3 separate regions of the Homo sapiens genome follow, and all the other regions are linked to region 3. The links are chromatin contacts, found by Hi-C or POLR2A ChIA-PET in ENCODE. All regions are on one chromosome and are shown on one strand. Each heading gives the region's core, a stretch centred on a gene start or an enhancer-like site at or near the end of the contact. The rest is flanking DNA. Distances are from core to core; before and after follow the strand shown.

Region 1 (3,679 bases), core at 305-2,804, 96 kb before region 3:
ACTGCTTGGAGAGAAGGAGAGCTGACCTATGCCTGTTGACTCACCATGTAAACACAGTCATGGTAATTTACTAGCAGCAAGACCTGTTTCCTGCTGAGCAGTTCCAGTCTGAGCTCCAGAGCTAGACGCAGAGGAAGGGGTCAAACATGTCCACATGGAACCTGTTTTTTCTTTTTCCCCACCCCCACCAACTTCTGAGTGATCAGAGGCTCCCTTGTTGCAATGTCATCAAAATGAGACGTGGAAATTCCTCACCTGCCATAAGCTAGACAGAGCTTTTGAGATGCAAACCGTATACACTCTCAGAGGAGAGGATTGAAACCAAAGAGAGAAGTCACTTTCAAAGCACCATCCCCCTACCTTCCCCCTTCCATACACATGCTAAGCACACAGAGCTTTTGCAATCTGCTACGAAAACAGAATTTTAAAATAAACCCCAGTCTACTCTCTCAAATCAGAATTTAGAAGAAAATGGATTTCTGTAAGGTGAATTTGCTCTCCCAAAGTAGTTCCATTCACACACATGTACATACACACACACACACACACACACACATAAAATGCAGCACTCATTAATAGGCCAAATATGGAACAAGCAATTTTATCCTCAGCAAAAGAGAGACATTCAATAATTATGAGGACAGGCTTGAGGCTGCGTAAAAATAAAACTTACAGAAGCCAGCAGATGGCACTTAATCATAATTTTTCCTATGATTTCTATTAATTGTCAAATATTTTTCATTCTGCCTTCCCAATAAAACAAATGATATGCTAATGTGGCACAGTAAGTAACATTTTCCCTTTGAGATATTGAATAGGCTTGTTACATAAAATTCCCCCACCTACATAACTAGCCCAAGACCCACATTTCTCGTGCATAGATTTATCATATCACACTATGCATATGCATGTCCGTATATCTGTGCGCTTCCAAGCACGCAGCACATTTGATAAATGCAAAAAGTAAAAGCTAACACCTTCATTTATTTCCAAAAGCAAGCCCAAATCAAGGATCTGTTGTTCCTGAAACAGCCACATAAAATCATTTAAACCACGTTGTCCACCAGAAACAGAAATGCAGAAATACCTCAGGGAGGCCACTTTGGCAGTTTTCTTCAGGGCTCCTATTACAAGCATTAACAAGGTGAATGACCCCTTCCAGGCTGCTCTGTCTCACCTGCCAATTCCTCTACTTTCTTCCCCCACACTCCTTCCTTCTCCCCACGCTTCCACAATGCTGCACCCTTTTTCTGCTTTTTTATTTCCTTTCTATATTCTACTTCTGTTTTCTTTAATCTCTTCTCCCTCTTGAGCACTGGACTTGGTTTCCTGAATCTTGCAGGGACAGATGCTGTACCAGTCAGAGTTCTTGGTTTCTGACACCAGAAATCGACTCTGTTAAGCAGAAAATATTTATTGCAGAGCAATCAAGTAGTTCACAGAATCCACAGGAAGCCTGGAGAATCTGGCTCAGTAAACAGGCAAAAACCAAGGGTGTTGGCACCAGAAAAGACAGCCAAGGTCACACCACTGAAAACCACATGTCTGGGACAGTGCCACCAGCACCACGGTCACCAGCCACTAACAGCTACCACTGCGCCCAGGCTCTCCTGAATAATGGTTCACTGGCTCTGAGGGCTTGTTTCATTTCCTCCAGATTCCCTATCCAGGCTGGGAAGCCCACGGCCAAGGCTGGGAGGGCTGGCCTCATGAGTTGCTCTCCAAGAGCAGAGCTGTTGTTCTGGCTCAGACCAAAGCAGGGCGGGGGCACAAGCTTCAGTGCCTAGAAGATCTAGCATGAATGCAGGAGAAAGTGGATCTCGAGAAATACTGGCAATGAGAGAGCACCAGGTGTCACAGACACTACTCATTTTAAACCTGCCCTTTCCTGGTGCACAGATAGGGAAGTCTGTGCTCCCAAACTAAGTGGAATAATTTTGGGGAAAGGAAAGATATTGAGTGGGATGCAGGTCAGTTATGCCAGTTTTGGAAAGACAAACAATAAAGCAAAATCCGGCTGATGCTGTAGCCCTGTGCAGTCCACTCAGTTATTCCATACATACTTCGTTCTAGACAAAGCAAGGAGCTACCATTGCTAATGTGAACACTTCATTTTCAGGTTCTATTTAGCCAATTTAAATTCCAGCTCCTAAGCACTATTCCTTTGACTTCCCACATCTTAACCCTTAATGGGTGAAGGCTAGCCTCTTTCTAGGGATGAAATTTGTAACATGATTCCAAGCTCAGCGCAGGGGCCTCCCTCTCTCCTCCTGCCAGCTGGTCCCAATTATGAGCTGGTTTGGGTAATTTGAGAGTGTGGAGGGTGCCTGTGCAGTAGGAGGAGTATTTTCTAAGCACTCAGCTTCCCAAGCCCAACTAGAACTAATAGATGCTTTAATATTCTGAATTCTGAGGGGATTTGTAATGGTTTTCCAAAAAAGGAAATAAAATGTGTAAATAAAATCACTTGGTGGCATGCCTGGTAACCACTGCAAGTGCAGAGTGAAAAATCAAGTCTGTAGCATTCCAGCAAAGCTCCAACTTTGCCTACATTTCTTGGGCAGCTACCTCAGTTTTCCTGTGTTTTAACAGAGGGGGCCTGTGTGGCTGCAAGTTTTCTTGTGAGAGATGACACCAGACTTTGTGAGAGATGACAAAGACTTTTGGGGATCTCCAGCCCAGATTTTAAAGGGCTGAGGATATATCTGAGCTCAATTTTGTTATTTTCAACTTAATGTTTCTTGAGCATCTATTATATCCGACACATAGCACATTCTGGGAATTCAAAGCTGAAAAAAGCTCAGAATCTACTAAGATGGTTCTCTTTCAACAAGCAGCATTCCAAGGGTAGAAGAGTTAGCCCTTGGCTGGGAGGAGCATTTTGTCACTTACATTGTTCGGAATTGCCACGGCTCATGTGATTATACAAACCAGATGGCATTTAGTTGGTTTTATTATTATTATTATTTTATTTATTTATTTTGAGACAGAGTCTCGCTCTGTCGCCCACGCTGAAGTACAATGGCGCGATCGCGGCTCACTGCAACCTCCACCTCCCAGGTTCAAGCAATTCTCCCGCCTCGGCCTCCTCAGTAGCTGGGATTACAGGCACCCCCCATCATGCCCGGATAATTTTTTTTTTTTTTTTTTTTTTTGTAGAGACAGGGTTTCACCATGTTGGGCAGGCTGGTCTTAAACTCCTGACCTCAGGGGATCTGCCCACCTTGGCCTCCCAAAGTGCTGGGATTACAGGCATGAGCCACCACACCTGGCCAGTTTTATTATTATTTTAAAACCCTGTACAGACTAATGCACTCCTTATTATCTGAACCTGGTCTGACTTCTCCCACTGTCTCCACTGCTTCCAATCATTCCTCCCAGTTTACATCATCATAGGCAATCTAAGTATGTGCAGGAGAAAAAGAAAACTACATTTGAAGACATAAATGTCACCAGAAGACGAGTGCCCATAGCTGCCTGGGCATGTGTTCCATTAGCTGATTAATGCCAATTATAGTTACTTAGACATTGTCCTTTTGGGTCTTATCTGAGACATTCTCCCGATGCACACAGGCTAGTCCTGTTAGGAGCAGATTTATATTCCAGGGACAGCACAGTCTCCTGGTGACGCTAGCAGGTCCTTAAGTCATATTATCAGCATTTGTAAGCCAGCTCCTTT
Region 2 (3,915 bases), core at 1,119-3,618, 100 kb after region 3:
AGAAAGTACTAAAGAGGAACAGAAGAGCTGGGAAGAGCTAGATCTTTTGAAGGGGATGTCTGCTTCTGCACCACGTGACAGTGGAGGATGCCTTGGATCTTCATCAAAAGAGGTAACTTCCTCTTCTCCTTGAGAGACGCAGCAAATCCCTCACTTACAACTTAGAACCTTCCTAGCTTTCATCCAAATGCATGTAAACCTTGAGAGAGCACCAAGAGGGAGAGAAAGGAGGCGACAGATTCTATAAGAAGTGAGACATGACAGTGTTGTGAGACAAATTGACGTAGGAGATGGTGGTGTGACTGAATCACTAGCCTAGTGTGAGGCGAGGGCCTCTGTTCTGAAGAGCCACCCCACTGAGGCCTCTGGGCTGCTTCCTGTGCTGCTCACCAAGAAAATGCCATGCCATGCTAGGCGCGGTGGCTCACGCCTGTAATCCCAGCACTTTGGGAGGCCGAGGCGGGCGAATCACCTGAGGTCAGGAGTTCGAGACCAGCCTGGCCAACACAGTGAAACCCCATCTCTACTAAAAATACAAAAATTGACCGGGAGTGGTGACGCACGCTTGTAATCCCAGCTACTCAGGAGGCTGAGGCGGGAGAATCGCTTGAACCCAGGAGGCAGAGGTTGCAGTGAGCCGAGATGGTGCCATTGCACTCCAGCCTGGGTGACAGAGCGAGATTCTGTCTCAAAAAAAAAAAAGAAAAGAAAGAAAGAAAATGACATGCCAAGTTAAACTCACTTCCTTTTCTGATGTGCTGCTTTCTGCTAGGCTGGTAAGTCATGGGACAGCTATAGATTCCGCATGCATGAACTGCAGCAAGGCCTTTGAACAAGAGGAACAACGTGGACACTATGTGACTCCATGCTTGGGTGAATGATCATACCCAAGGTGTAAAGACCATGGCAACGTGTTTACCTGTAGGAGATCTCTCCAGGTCTTGCTAAAGCACTCTGCCTTGTTGAGCATTTTTATTGGCAACTTGGATGAAGGGAAAGACAGCAGGCTTGTCAAGTTGACACAGAATTAGGAGATGGCACTAATAAGTCAGTTGACAGGAACAAGATTCAAAGAGATCTGGATAACCTAGAATAATGAATCAAAATTAACATGAAATATAGAATCCATAGTTAAGTTTAGGCAATTAGATGCACCAGATAGGGGAGATGAGCTCACGCATGAAAAATGAAAACAGTGTTTTGGTTGATTGCACACTTGATATATATTATTAGCATAACATACTTATTGAAAAAACAGAGAAAAAGATTTAGAGTTTTCCATTTCATATATAAAATGGTCATATCCAAAATAAAGGAGATAATTATCCCACGGCATTTTTCATATTGAATTTTCTTTGGGATGCCTCAAATTAAGCATACATTCATCAAAAAATACTGGCGAAACCCCATCTCTACTAAAAATACAAAAATTAGCCAGGTGTGGTGGCATGTGCCTGTAATTCCAGCTACTCGGGAGGCTGAGGCAGGAGAATCGCTTGAACCCAGGAGGCAGAGGTTGCAGTGAGCTGAGATCGTGCCACTGCACTCCAGCCTGGGCAAAAGAGTGAGACTCTGTCTCAAAAAAGAAAAAGCAAAATACTGGTGAGGGGGTGTCGGAGGGAGAAAAGTAATTGATGCAGTTGGACAAGTTTCTCTGGGCAAAGAGAATGCATGTGAAGTGCAGAGAGGATGAAATAGTCATATTCATATATTTTAAAGTGATGTAAAAATGGATCAGGTGTATTTTGTTTAATTCCACATGACAAGAAAGTGGAAGTTTCAGACAGAAAGATTTCTGCTCAATATGCATTAGAATTAACTAACATTTCGACACACCCAAACAGAACTTGCTATAACCAGAAGTTTCTATGCTGAATCCATTAGGGATGCTGTGGAAGGGATTTGGGAGGATGCATTAGGTGGCTTTAGGGTTCCTTCTACCCTATGATTTCATCCATTCCATTTAACAGATACTTATGGAATGTTTACATGCTGTGTATACAGTGATTAGTGAGCCAAACAGAAATAAGTCCCTGCTTTCTTGGCAATTACACATATAGTCCATGGAGAAGACAGACGATAAACAAGTCAACAGACAACTCTGAAATAAATGTTATGTGGAAAGCAAACCGGATACTGAGAGAGAACAAGGAAGAACCTTTGTAGATAAAGTAGTCAGGGCAAGTCTCACTGAGATGGTGCTTGCTGAGACCTACAGGATGAAGGGCTAAGTTTTTAAAGAACTGAGGAAAGCATTCCAGGCAGAAAGCACAATATGAATGCAGGCCTTAGGGTAATACAAAGCTTGGCACACTGAGGAACAGAAAACAGGTTAGGGCGGCTGCAATATAATGGGTGAGGAGTGGCGTGGCTGTCTGTGAGAGTGAAAGCAGGAAGGGCCAAACCGTGCAGCGCCCGTAGGAACCAAAAGGATGACTTAACCTTTTTCTCTAAGTTTAACAGAAAGTCACTGAAGAGTTATAGGCAAAGTAACAGAACCTGACTCATGTTTTAAAAGGTTGATGAGTTCTTTAAGGCCATTTTAGTACTAAAAAATAGCAGCAAAAACCAGAGGCTGCTCTGCTCTGGCTCCCAGGTTAACTCAGAAAGGAAAAGGAGGGAGAACCAGGAAGAACTCTGCCAGAGTTTTCTCAGCTACTAAGATCCCAGCATCCAAGGAGGCTTAAAAACTTCATGGCAAAAGTCTTCAGAGCATTGGGTAGTATTGTTTACGCTCAGCTTGAGAACCTGGAATCCACCTTAGTGCCATTTGTTGCTTTCCAGAAAAAATGCAACTCAGAAACAAAAAGAAAACAGAAAACAAAACAAACAAGAGGCCGGGTGCAGTGGCTCACGCCTGTAGTCCCAACACGCTGGGAGGCCAAGGTGGGCAATCACTTGAGGCCAGGAGTTCGAGACCAACCTAGCTAACATGTTGAAGCCCCGTCTCTACTAAAAATACAAAAATTAGCTGGGCATAGTGGCATGCGCCTGTAATCTCAGCTACTCGGGAGGCTGAGGCAGGAGAACTGCTTGAGCCCGGGAGGCGAAGATTGTAGTGAACCGAGATCATGTCACTGCACTCCAGCCTGGGCGACAGAGTGAGACTCTGTCTCAAAAAACAAGGAAAAAAAAAAGAAATACAACTCAGGATGGCCACCAGAAAACAAGTACATAGCCACTGGAGGTCTTCAGGTTCTAGGTTATCTTGAATGTGTAAAGCAGCGAAGGTTTTAGGGAACAAATGAGCAGTGAGGGTTGAGGAGAAGGTTAGAATTAAGCAGAATAACTGGTATAGGGTTAGGGGGAAGAGGGAAAAAACAGCTTGGTATAAAACTTGAATTAGATACCAAAAAAATGGGTAGGAGGACATGAATAAGAAAGAAAGGATTAATTAGAGGAAAGTTAGGATTGAATAGCTAAGATGAGAACTAGGCAAGTTTAAGAGGTGTTCTGATGAAGGTACAGAGACGTGGGGCCTATGACTGCTCTACTGCTGACAGTATAATAACATTATATGCCATATAAAACAATGGGAGAAAAAAAGAAAAAAACACCAATAATCCTACCATCTTAAATAAGCATTGTTATTATTATTTTGGTACATCCTCTTTGTTATTGTTTTCTATGTGACTGCTTTCAATATCTTTATTGGATTTTAAAAATCGTAACAGAGCAATACATGCTAGTTGTAGAAAATAAAAACTGCACCAATCTCCCAACCCAACCTCCCAGAGGTATATAAATGGAATCATACAGCATATAGTCTTGAAAGTTAATAGTTTTGATGCCAGGTGTGATGGTGTACACATGATCCCAGCCCTTTGGGAGGCCAACGCGGCAGACTGCTTGAGCTCAGGAGTTTGAGACCAGCCTGGGCAACATGGTGAAACCCTGTCTCTACAAAAAATACAA
Region 3 (4,070 bases), core at 1,452-3,951:
GCACTTACAACTGTACAAAGCCTTCTAACTTTAATGCTGTAAATAAGAACTTAAAAGGAGATGCTTTAAAGAGGGTGGAGAATAGAAGGGGCAAACATAATCAGATTACCTAGATGTATTTGTTTTTAATTTTCAAGTTCTGCGAGCAGCTGTGCCCAAGAATGTGTCTGTGGCTGAAGGAAAGGAACTGGACCTGACCTGTAACATCACAACAGACCGAGCCGATGACGTCCGGCCCGAGGTGACGTGGTCCTTCAGCAGGATGCCTGACAGCACCCTACCTGGCTCCCGCGTGTTGGCGCGGCTTGACCGTGATTCCCTGGTGCACAGCTCGCCTCATGTTGCTTTGAGTCATGTGGATGCACGCTCCTACCATTTACTGGTTCGGGATGTTAGCAAAGAAAACTCTGGCTACTATTACTGCCACGTGTCCCTGTGGGCACCCGGACACAACAGGAGCTGGCACAAAGTGGCAGAGGCCGTGTCTTCCCCAGCTGGTGTGGGTGTGACCTGGCTAGGTGAGTGGTTTGGAGAATGACTCTTAACCTCTTCAGCTTAACCCCTCCTCGGAGTTATCTGAAGGAGTTATCTCAGGAGGCTCTGCGCTTTGCATGACTTCGACATTATTTCTATTGGTTCATGCATACTTTGGCCCAGATAGATCCCAAGCTGGGGATGAAATAGAATCTGGCAGACAAGGGAAATGTTTAGATAATGTGGCCTCAGTTGTCTCAATACCCTCATTTGAGAGTATATAGTTTCCTTTTGTTGTCGACATTTGCAGGGTCAGGGCACTGCTGAATGGCTCTTTGAAATGAATCTTTGTTGGAGGGAGAACACTGCCATTCTTCCTTTGTTTCTCTTAGACTCCTAGGTGCTCCCTGGCAGGAGCTGGTGCTTTTCCAAAGCCCAATGCAGAAAGATAATTCCTTCAGTTATTAGAAAGCATTTTTTTTTTCACGTCACGCCCTGGAATCCCACAATATATCTGTATATACCACTTACAACTAAAGGGCCCGCCTGCTTCTATAGGCTTGTTTTGTGGACGCTCTCACCCCAGGTGTAATTTCCCCAGTGGAGGAGCAGAGTAGCTCTCAAGTGTTGAGCACCTTGCCACCCATTTTATAACAACCTGCCGTATATGTGGAGATCTTTGGCATGTCCTCTTACTTTATACTAAGCTCCTTTTCCCCTACCTCTTTTTTCCCTAAATGTTTGCCCTCTGGGCAAAATGTACACTAACTTTTCCTAATTTTTGTTATGTCTTGTAATTGCAAGTAATCAAAGGAGGGATGGGGTCAAGCTGGGTGTGGAAAGCTTCGCTCCCCACCTCCATTATTACAGAGATGGGACAGGCCTTTCATCACATTCCCCCCTGTTTTGATCTCTCTACTGTCCGTGAGTGCCTGAGCCCTGATAAAGGCATTTGGCATTGCTCTGATTATTAGCAGGCAAAACAGATCTTTAAAGGCCAGGAAACCATTTCCTCCTTTGTCTGATTCTTCTGCTATGACCTCCAACTCATACTTATCTATTCCTTATCTCTGCATGGAAATCTTCTCTTGGGTTAGTGGCATATTCGCTCTCCTTTTTTTTTTCCTCCCCAGTAAGCCTTTATTTGGCAAAGATGGGGAGTTGGCCAGTGGAGACAGAGGGGGCAGGGAGAAGAAGAGCAATGAGAGTAAGCGGAAGGGACAATCCGATTCCGATGGAGACGAGGCAGGGTGTTCATCAGCCCTGTTAGCAAAGTAATCCTTTGATATCTGAAAAGTAAAAGAAGCGGGGTTTATCTGGCAAGCTTTTTATTCCTGCCGTCTGAACCCCATGCAAGAGAGTCACTATGAAGTACTGAACTGGAACAATGTTGGCCCAGCTAGAACTCTCCTTAGCAACCTTCAAAATAAAACAGATGTTGTCAGCACCAAAAGAAGATTTTTCATCTCTGGAGCTGAATTTGTCTCACAGCTCTGATCCTTAGTGTATTGTATGGTGCTGTCAAATCCCAGCACTGGCTCTCCGTACCCGCTCCCCCTTCAGCTTCTGAATCCCAACTCGAGGACTTTTTTTTTTTTAATTGAAAGTGCTGCTTGCACTCCAATTTGAGGCTTCTTTGAAGTACGTGTGCATTGATCCCGGCATACCCGGGGGGAGATGCAGGGACTGTCAGACAACAGGAGCGGAGCTCTAGGAGGAATGGGCTCCTTTAACTGGAAGGGATTTGTTGGTAGCTGTGTTCTCCAGAGAGTGAAAAGAAATAAAGAGACTAAATTGTGGAAAAGGCTCAGTTACTATCCAAAGGATCCCGTCATTTGTTTTCCTTTGGAGTGCTACTACCATTGTGAAAGTCATCAGTGTGCTTTTCCTGACTGATGCTAACAGATACAGAACCTGCACCTTCCCTGCTGCTTTGCATGTAATAAGCACTCAATAAATATTAGCTGAACGGGTAAATAAACCAGTACCCACACATGGATTTTGTTAAAATATGTGCATAGGAAAGCTAGAATTGCTAAGAAAGCAGTAATGTTCAACTCCTAGGATATTCAGAGATATTTGCCCCTGAGTAAACCTAACGAAAGAGCGAGTAGTATGAAAAACAATTGCATTCTTTTTTTTTTCTTCCTCTTAAGACTTCTCCTCCTTCCCTGTGCCTATGACTCAGACCATTACAGCTGCTTGGACACTTGTCAGGAGCGGGTAGGGCATGAGCATAGCAGCAGACCCTTCTCAAAGACTTCCCCGCTGGACTCTGTCCAGAAGCCAGTGAGCCTGGCCTGACACTCCATGGTTGTCTCTAGATATGTAATGTGCATGTATATGCGTACGGATACCATACCACATACAACTTGGGACCAATATAAGGTAACCGAGAAGTGACCAAAAAAGATAGACAGACAACCTGACAAGCACTCTGTTGATATAGGTGGTCTTAGGTCATGTAACTCTGGAATGTTGTCACAGAAAAGTTTTCGAGAGAGTTGGTTTGCTACACAGGTAAAATGCAAAACTCAGTTTTGCCACTTGACAGATTAAAATGAATAATTACCATTTATTGAGCATCTACTGTGTGCCAGGCACTGGACTAAGGACCTTATATGCATTAAATGTTCAATGTGAAAATATTTTTGGCCTTGGGACTCAGCTTCATTCCTGAAACTCCAGAGCATAGTCCTAAGAGCTGGGTAGTTCTTGTCTTCATTTGCTTGGGGCTTGTGTACTGAGCTAGGTGAGGGGATTGAAGCTGATTGGGGTCTTCTAGAGTTCCACTGTGCTAAGCAGGAAGACGGGGCAATGACATGAATGGGCCTGGCAAGTCCAGAGCACTTGCAGCCACTGAGAGGATCATGATAATGTTTTAGATGTTGAGAAAAAACCTCTTTTACTTAGAATGTATGTCCTACTTTAAAGGGAAAGAAAAAAAAGATTTAAGTTGGCTTGCAAAATGAGGTACAGTTTAAAGCAGGAGACATAAAATCAAGATCAAAAGGGTAAAAGAAGAATAGATATTGCAAGGTGGTTGGTATGAATTAGTTATTATATTTGAGCACTGAATTTGCCTCTGAAGTTCTGAAGAGTTGAGACAAAAAAAAAGATGTGATTATACAGTTCTCCTCTGAGGAAGGAAAACATTAACTCTTTCAGCAAGACAAACTTTCTCTTGGCATTGAATTTATCATGTGCTTTTTCATTTTGGGGCATTGGAAAAGATAATAGACAGGGCTTTCAACTGTTCTTTTACAAAAGGCCCTAAATGATGGTTTAAATGGATGTTTCTTATATCCACCCTCTATAAAAGCTGAGGACATAAATCTTAAGTGTGTGAAGGGTTTCTGTAAGAAGCTCAATTACTATGGGGGACAAATGATGCTTTGTGTTGATCCAATTTAGTATATGTCTAAAACAGAGAACCTAGCAGAATGGCTAGTTAATCTGCACATTAAGCCATCTCCTTCTGCTATCAGATGTCTTAAATGAGCCTTTGGCAAGAGTTGGATACTAATCAGTTCATGGTTGAACTCTGCCCGAAGTACCAGACTTCTGTGGCGTTAATTGGAAGGGGTTCCACAGGC

The links. A loop is a pair of places that touch in the nucleus more often than their neighbours do. ChIA-PET counts read pairs that join two places held with the same protein, here RNA polymerase II (POLR2A). Pooled maps may share reads with other maps.
Region 1: a pooled map shows a loop between it and region 3 (2.1-fold over the local background). The contact joins two enhancer-like sites. A Hi-C loop is called at or near these places in 1 of 168 maps with a recorded cell type or tissue (ovary) and 1 of 50 pooled maps. POLR2A ChIA-PET finds 5 or more read pairs at or near these places in 2 of 52 experiments (HEK293T and MCF 10A).
Region 2: a loop to region 3 is called in a map of endothelial cell of hepatic sinusoid, with 8 times the contacts of the local background. The contact joins two enhancer-like sites. A Hi-C loop is called at or near these places in 3 of 168 maps with a recorded cell type or tissue (body of pancreas, endothelial cell of hepatic sinusoid and mammary epithelial cell), 3 of 37 single-sample maps with no recorded cell type and 2 of 50 pooled maps. POLR2A ChIA-PET finds 5 or more read pairs at or near these places in 10 of 52 experiments (CD4-positive, alpha-beta T cell, GM12878, HEK293T and 5 more).

Annotation. Positions count from the first base shown.
Region 1 is chr1:116,853,782-116,857,460 of GRCh38, forward strand. No RefSeq gene overlaps it. Among named protein-coding and RNA genes, the nearest start is that of PTGFRN, 54 kb to the right of the region's middle. Within about 2 kb of position 1,555, at least 13 of the 41 ENCODE cell types and tissues checked have a DNase peak (open chromatin) inside an H3K27ac peak, as active enhancers do.
Region 2 is chr1:117,049,248-117,053,162 of GRCh38, forward strand. It overlaps CD101-AS1 (CD101 antisense RNA 1), which reads right to left. Exons shown (of 4, transcript NR_110786.1): 2 at 920-1,087. Among named protein-coding and RNA genes, the nearest start is that of CD101-AS1, 8.3 kb to the right of the region's middle. RefSeq lists an enhancer at 2,738-2,827. Within about 2 kb of position 2,369, at least 15 of the 41 ENCODE cell types and tissues checked have a DNase peak (open chromatin) inside an H3K27ac peak, as active enhancers do.
Region 3 is chr1:116,949,055-116,953,124 of GRCh38, forward strand. PTGFRN (prostaglandin F2 receptor inhibitor) reads left to right here. Exons shown (of 9, transcript NM_020440.4): 4 at 138-518. Among named protein-coding and RNA genes, the nearest start is that of PTGFRN, 41 kb to the left of the region's middle. Within about 2 kb of position 2,702, at least 5 of the 41 ENCODE cell types and tissues checked have a DNase peak (open chromatin) inside an H3K27ac peak, as active enhancers do.